2 separate regions of the Homo sapiens genome follow, and region 2 is linked to region 1. A link is a contact called in ENCODE Hi-C or POLR2A ChIA-PET data. All regions are on one chromosome and are shown on one strand. Each heading gives the region's core, a stretch centred on a gene start or an enhancer-like site at or near the end of the contact. The rest is flanking DNA. Distances are from core to core; before and after follow the strand shown.

Region 1 (3,584 bases), core at 1,085-3,584:
CCCTGAAAACAATCTATAGAAATGCATGTGAAATAATACACCAGCATCTGTGGCCCACACGCCACATATTAGGAACTGATGTCGTAATATAAGGTAAAAATGTTACTCTGAAAACACAAATCCTCACAAATCATTAGGCAGTAAGGCTGAATCCAGCACCCCCCCACCCACAGCGCAGTGAGGCAGTGTCTAGCAGCCGTAGTGCTCCCCGCGCCCCAGTTCAGTCTCTGGCAACTTCAGATACTTCCCACTAATAACAAGAAGCCTTTCAACATTTTCACAACATCTCAAAACTGACCCCTTTTCTAGCTTAAATGGCACGGATCTGGAAAAGCAAACTATACACAGAATCAGAAAAGATGACTGCCCCTGAGGGATTACAGAAAAAGTGGCAGTCAGGTTTCAATGAAGTAAAATGTGTCCAATGATAGCGGAGGGGAGGGGGATCAACTGAGCTGAAACTGGCAAGAACGTAATTCCAGGGAGCTCACAACACGCAAGGACCCGGATTTCCCGCTGCCTGAACGCCCAGTATTCGCACACTGATAAGAACACCTCCCCATAATCCCCTGGCCAGCGCCTCCAACACCCCCAATCCTTTCCCCAGGAACCCAGTCCCAGTTTCTGCAGTTCCTGTAACAGCCACATTCCCATACAAGGGCTGCCTGAGCTCCCCAAGCCCTCCAACAATCACCCCCCAGTGCCCTCGAAGGTCTATTCAGAGAAGTCACCAAGATGCAGTCACCCAGGAAATTCAAGGACCTCCAACTTACCAAAAGGCTTTCGGCTGTACAGAGCTAAGCTTCCTATTCCCCTCCTAAACCTACAATCTAGTTTTCATTTCTCAAGAAGCCTTTCCCTGTGCTCACGCACGCAGTTGTTAGCTGGCTCGGTGAGGCACTCCAAGCAGTAACAGCGGTAGCCACAAAATAAACCAGAAGCATCTCCACTACGAAGCAGTAATAACAATTTGTCCTAATGATTCCTTTGTCCTTGGAAAAACAACTTCAGAAAGTTATCCACTGTGAACAGGGCAGGCTCGCGGCTTCTTGGTCCGGAGACCCAGTTCCCACTGGCCCACTCACCGTTGGAGAGAGCTTGCTGAAGCTCGGTGTCTGATATCACTCCACTCCTGTCTTTATCGACCCTATAACATCAAGAAGACCAAATAAGCTGGCGATCGAAAGTTCAGGAAAAGCAAAACAAACGTCTTCTGTCAACCCTGCACCGACTCTGGAAGGCTCCCTCCTGGAACCTCCGCCTCTCCCGTCCCGCTGAGGAGTACAGCGGAATCAAGGAAGTGCCCCAGGAGCCGACGTCCAGTGTGGTCTTCCCCTAAGAGGACAATCATCTTCACCTCAATCCTTCCCTTCCTTCCTCTCCTGGCCTGTCTGAATTCCCATTTGCACCCGTTTCCCTTTTTCACAGACAAGACAAGATTCCCTCAGATAACTAAGCCATTCCCTGGCCATCAGTCACTACAGTTTCGGACATTCGGTGGAAAAGCGACCAGGGACAGAAGGCGCCGCCATAAAGGTCACCTGGCCCGAGCAGACGCCAGGTCGCTGCTTCTTCCTTGGCTGCTGACATTTTAACAGCGCCCAGGCAGTCTGTTTCCGCTTTCCCCAAACAAGCACCCTGGAGACCCTCCACCTGGCGGCTCTTGAGGCGAGAAAAAGGGCCTAGCCCAGGAGCCGGTGGCCGCGACCTCGGGTCTGCAGTGGCGCACTCTGCATCTTGGGAAGGGCCCGACGCACAGGACAGGGACCGGGCAGGAGGCAGGGGCGGCCCCAGGAGACCGGGCAGCGGACGGGGGAGACCGCGGGGGACCCGCCAGGGGACGGGGGCGGCCGCGTCGGCTGGGGCAGGGGTCGGGGGCGGCGGCAGGGGACGGGAGGGGGCCGCGGGGGACCCGACAGGGGACGGAGGAGGCCGCAGTAGAACCGGCAGGGAACGGGGTTGGTCGGGGGAGTCGGGACAGGGGTCGGGGCCGCCGCGGCGGAGGCGGGAGGTGCCCGGGCGGTGCCAGGCCGCACCTCTGGAAAACGTTCCACAGGAAGCTCTGGTCCGGCAGCGCCGCGCCTGCAGCAGGCCCAGGGCCGGCCCCAGGGCCGGGGCGGTAAGAGTAGGCGGCCATGGGCCAAGGCACGCGGCTGGGCTGAGGCGCCTGCAGCGACGAGAGACCTCTCAGGCCGACTCCGCTTCCGCCTCTGCCGGGGGCAGGGCCTGGCATTATCACCACTTCCGGGGGCGCAGGAAATGCGTGGTCTCCGGGATGGTCACGGGGTCCCGCGCAGCCAATCCCCTCGCAGCTAAGTTGCCAGGCAACGCCCTGGCGCCTGCGGGGAGGGCGGGGTCTGGGCGCCTGGAGGAAGCCAGAGCTTTGGCGCAGGCCGCCTGCGCGCTGTGCCAGGAAAGCGCTTGGAGAAAATGTCCGGCCCCGCGACCTGGGACAGGAAGTGATGGAGCACGGACTTAGTTTGCCTTTCAGTTCTTGTATAAATAGTTTTGAGGTGAATGTGATTTGCTAACAGTCGGAAACTCTGGGCGGGGCGCGGTAGCTCACACCTGTGATCCCTGCCCTTTGGGAGGCGGAGGCGGGCGGAGCTCTTGAGCCCAGCAGTTCGGACCAGCCTGGGCAGCATGGATAGACCCCATCCCTACAAAAATTACAAAAAGTAGTCGGGCGTGGTGGGCTCCTGTGGTCCCATCTACTCCGTGGGCTGAGGCGGGAGGATTGCCTGAGCCCGGGAGGTCAAGGCCGCAGGGAGCCGAGCTCACTGCACTACAGGGGTGGACAGCGAGACTCTGCCAAAAAAAAAAAAAAAAAAAAGAAAGCAAAAGCAGGCCGGGCGCGGTGGCTCACGCCTGTAATCCCAGCACTTTGGGAGGCCAAGGCCAGTGGATTACCTGAAGTCGGGAGTTCGAGACCAGCCTTGGCCAATTGGGAGACACCCCGTATCTACTAAAAATACAAAACTAACCGGGCGTGATGGTGCACACCTGTAATCCCAGCTACTCGGGAGGCTGAGGCAGGAGAATTGCTTGAAACCGGGAGGAGGAGGTTGCAGTGATCCGAGATCGGGCCATTGCACTCCAGGCCTGGGCAACAAGTGCAAAACTCTGTCTCAAAAAAAAAAAAAAAAAAAAGTCAAAACACAATTCGGGTGGGAAAGGCAGTGTGCAGCATTCTCGGTTGTCTGTTCCGCCCCCAAAAGCTTCCCTCCTTTAGGTTTAACCTGCGCCCCCGTGCTCTGCATCAGCGCGGCCCCTGACCCCGTGCAGCTGGAAACACTGCTGGGCCCCTTCACACCCCTGCCTGCTGGGCCCCTTCACACCCCGGTGGTGGTGCAGCCCTGCCTCCCGCAAGACAGCACTGCCTTCGTGCTGGACACAGTTCTAAGGTGGAGCCTGGAGTGCCTGTAGCACAAATCCCGGAATTGGGAAGTGCCCAGCTTTGGGCCACTGTGATCCCTGGGTCTTTCCCACGCGCGTAGTCTCGTGCCGCCTTCCACCCCGGTCCTGTGTCCTGTGCCCCGGTTCAGAATACTACAATTATTCTCATTATTTCATGGGGTTATTTC
Region 2 (3,584 bases), core at 410-2,909, 6.1 Mb before region 1:
TTTTAATTTGTATTTCCCTGATGATATGTGATGCTGAGCATTTTTGCTGGTCATTTTTATGTCTTCTTTTGAGAAGTATCTGTTCAGGTCCTTTGCCCATTTATAAATTTCTTCTTTTGCTTTTTTGCTGTTGAGTCGTGTGCCTTTAATTTTTGCACTTTACGTTGTGAGTTTTATTTTCCATGCTTGTTCTTTGCTTCTTTATTCTCTTCTTTTCTTGCCTTCTATTGAGTTGATTGTGTTTTCTTTATTCCCTTCCCCCTGTCTACTAGTTTGGGAATTATATATACTAGCAAAGAGATACCCTTAAATTTTTAAAATAAATACTTACCAAAGCCTAAGTTCCATCAATTATCTATCTTTCTTACTTATGAAATTGAGAAAGGCCGTTCACTCCATGTCGCTACCTCTACCTAATAACTTAAAATTTTTTATTTGTCTAATATTTTATTTCCACCTTTTTTTTTTTTTTTTGAGTCTTGCTCTGTTGCCCAGGCTGGAGTGCAGTGGCATGATCTCGGCTTACTGCAACCTCTGCCTCCTGGGTTCAAGCAATTCTCCTGTCTCAGCCTCCCAAGTAGCTGGGACTACAGGCGCACACCACCATGTCTGACTAATTTTTGTATTTTTAGTAGAGACAGGGTTTCTCCATATTGGTCAGGTCGGTCTCGAACTCCTCACCTCAGGTAATCCACCTGCCTTGGCCTTCCAAAGTTCTGGGATTACAGGCCTGAGCCACCACGCCCAGCCTCCATCTTGTTTTATAATTCCCTAAAGTTAATTGTTGTTAAATCAGGAGAGAAGTATTTTATGTAACATTTCTGTTTATCAGCCCAGCCCACCAACTGGAGTGCCCTGATTCCATAAGTTTGGCAAGTCACTTACCTTCTCTGGCTTTCCATTTCTGGTCACAGCTGGGAGAGGCTCTGAAGATCATCTAGCAAAGGAGCTCCCTCACTTTGCCTGTTTCTAGGCACTGAAAAGTACAGGCCACAAATATATTCAGTAAAATAAATCACTTGAGAAATTCAAACAGGCTAGAGGAGATATCCGCTATCATAGGAGATCGGGCAGAAAAGTTTCTTAAACATAAGAGTGAAATGACCTAAACTGAATTTCAATGAGATAAACAGCAGTTTACTAAGACAGGGCAACCCCACAGGGTGCTGTTTGGTCAGAATTGGCCCGAGGAGGTGAGACCCTGACCTACGAAGGCAGCAGGTGTCCGGGAAGCATGGTTAGCAGCAAGAGCTAGGGGAGGTGGCCGCCGATTACATAGAAGAAAGGAGGCAGGCAGGCGCTGATCCCAGGGGTTCTGGTAGAGGGGCAGGGAAACTACCGTTATTGGTCCTTCATGCAAACTTTAGGATTTTCATCCATGTGTGTATTGCTTGAAGATGCTGCATTGCAGAAAGTCTTCAACTTCTCCCATGACCGAGGCAGGTCTGATGAGAGTGCAAACAGTTAGTACTCGCCCAGCTGCGCGCCGAGGCCTCCTCCAGAATCCAGACCGCATCCCCGAAAGCCCGCCCTGCCCCGCACTTAGGCCCCGCCCCAACACGCCCGTCCCGATAACGAGGCTCCGCCCCCAAGAGCTCGCCCGCGCTCCCCCAGAGGAAACGGAAGTCGTATCTGTCCGGACGGAAGCAGGAAGCGGGAGCGTAGGGCCACGCCTGCGGCGCTGCTGGTTGAGGCTGTGTGGGTCGGGGACGGGCCGAGGCGATGGCGGAGAAGTTTGACCACCTAGAGGAGCACCTGGAGAAGTTCGTGGAGAACATTCGGCAGCTCGGCATCATCGTCAGTGACTTCCAGCCCAGCAGCCAGGCCGGGCTCAACCAAAAGCTGTGAGTGGCGGCCCGAGGCTGCCGGGGTCTCCCCAGGGCCTGGCCGGGAAGCGTGTGCTAGGGGAGCGGGGATCTAGGGAGCCCGAGCCGAGCCTGACCGCTACTCGTGCCCCGCCAGCCCTCTGGTCTGGTCCCGGAGCCCGGGGCGCCTTTCCTGGCTGTGTTCAGAGGGCGGGGCCCGCGCTCCAGCCTGTTGCCAAGAGCCAACCTCTTTGAGGCCCCTTTGGAGACGTCGTCATGGCCAGATGATATACTTTACGTTTCCCTATCAAGGGAATCATGCTTTCTCTTCTAGCGTCTCCCCTCTCATGTGTAACCCCCTCCCAGCCTTTTCCTCCTGGAGCCCTTCTGGGAATTCAGTCCCTGTCTCCAGAGGGGAGGCAGGCTCCACAGTGAGTGCACGCCCTAAACTAGGCCTCAGAAGGTGAGGCTCCGAAGCCACCTGCCGCATAGGCCTGACAGTGGAGGAAATAGCGGGGAGGTGGTGCTGAGAAAGGTTGCAGAACGTTTATTATTATTATTTCTTGGCAACAGCCTTGTGCTGCCCATGTTGCTAGGCCCTGGGTTGGAGAAAAGGCAAATGCAAGTACAGCACTTTCGAGAAGGGCTTTATATGTGGCACGGACATAGAAAATGTTGCACTCGAGGTTCCATACCTAGTGCTGTGGGAATAGCCAGACCAGCCTGATGCTGTAGGAAGGCTCCAGAGAGGAGAGGAAGCTAAACCAGACAGTATGGCTTTCTTTCCCTCAGACTTTGAGTATAGTCCGCTGCCTCATGTGTTCGCTGAAACCGCACACACAGTCATATGCACAGTCAGGTAATTGTTTTTGAGAGAAGGTTCATATTTTTCATCAGGTTCCCTCTCCATCCCCCTTACTGGCAATTTCTAGTTGAGAAGGAAAGTAACAAATATTTAAGGGTATTTTGTAACTCTAACGGTGTCCTAGGAATCCTGTAGCTAACCAAAGAGGTCAGAACCGTGTGTAACCCGCATAGCTGTGAGGAGAACGAACTTGCGTGGAGCCCCGGTTGGCTGGGTAGCTCTGTGGGTGGTGCTTATGCTGTCAAGCGAAATTAACCAGATGCCTGTGTGTTTGCCTTTCCCCCAGGAATTTTATTGTTACTGGCTTACAGGATATTGACAAGTGCAGACAGCAGCTTCATGATATTACTGTACCGTTAGAAGTTTTTGAGTAAGTAACATTCTTGATATTAGTCTTGGGTATAAATCTTGTTCAGTTATGGTGTGGTATCGTGACTTCTTCATCACTGGCATTCGAGTGCCTGCTGTGTGGTAGGCACAGCCTGGGTGCTGGGGATGTGCCAGTGGAAAAAAAAATAGACAAAAATACAAAAATACCTGCCCTTATGGAACTTCCGTTCTAATGGCATTACAAAACGAAAAAAAAGAATATCCTTAATATTCTATTGTGGAAAAAAAGTTACATGTAAATAAAAGCTTATTAAATATATGAAATACATCATAGGTCCTCAAAGCCCTGCTTAGGCTAAAGAACAGCCACAAAACTTTCTTTTTTCCTTAAGAGGTGAAAAGTCCTATGAGGGCTATATTGTAAATTTTTAAAAAATGGCAGCCAGAAGCACCTGAAAAGCAAGCTGGTCTGATGTTCCCAAACTGCCCGTGGAGTGCTAGTTCTGAGAGGTGAAAATATCTGCTCTGTCGAAGGAGGAAAGAAAGGGTTCTTATTCCAAGTATGTTTGGGGAGGCTGCTCACT

Evidence for each region. A loop is a pair of places that touch in the nucleus more often than their neighbours do. ChIA-PET counts read pairs that join two places held with the same protein, here RNA polymerase II (POLR2A). Pooled maps may share reads with other maps.
Region 2: a loop to region 1 is called in a pooled map, with 31 times the contacts of the local background. The contact joins the promoter of MED10 here to the promoter of PDCD6-DT in region 1. A Hi-C loop is called at or near these places in 1 of 37 single-sample maps with no recorded cell type and 4 of 50 pooled maps. POLR2A ChIA-PET finds 5 or more read pairs at or near these places in 1 of 52 experiments (activated CD4-positive, alpha-beta T cell).

What each region holds. Positions count from the first base shown.
Region 1 is chr5:270,274-273,857 of GRCh38, reverse strand. It overlaps PDCD6-DT (PDCD6 divergent transcript), which reads left to right and starts at 2,334. Exons shown (of 2, transcript NR_104613.1): 1 at 2,334-2,513. PDCD6 (programmed cell death 6) reads right to left here and starts at 2,212. Exons shown (of 6, transcript NM_013232.4): 1 at 2,037-2,212; 2 at 1,086-1,147. The coding sequence starts at 2,137. It overlaps PDCD6-AHRR (PDCD6-AHRR readthrough (NMD candidate)), which reads right to left and starts at 2,212. Exons shown (of 13, transcript NR_165163.2): 1 at 2,037-2,212; 2 at 1,086-1,147. RefSeq lists a silencer at 1,920-2,129 and enhancers at 2,420-2,509, 3,171-3,584.
Region 2 is chr5:6,376,622-6,380,205 of GRCh38, reverse strand. It overlaps MED10 (mediator complex subunit 10), which reads left to right and starts at 1,659. Exons shown (of 4, transcript NM_032286.3): 1 at 1,659-1,844; 2 at 2,957-3,040. The coding sequence starts at 1,723. RefSeq lists enhancers at 1,205-1,424, 1,715-1,924.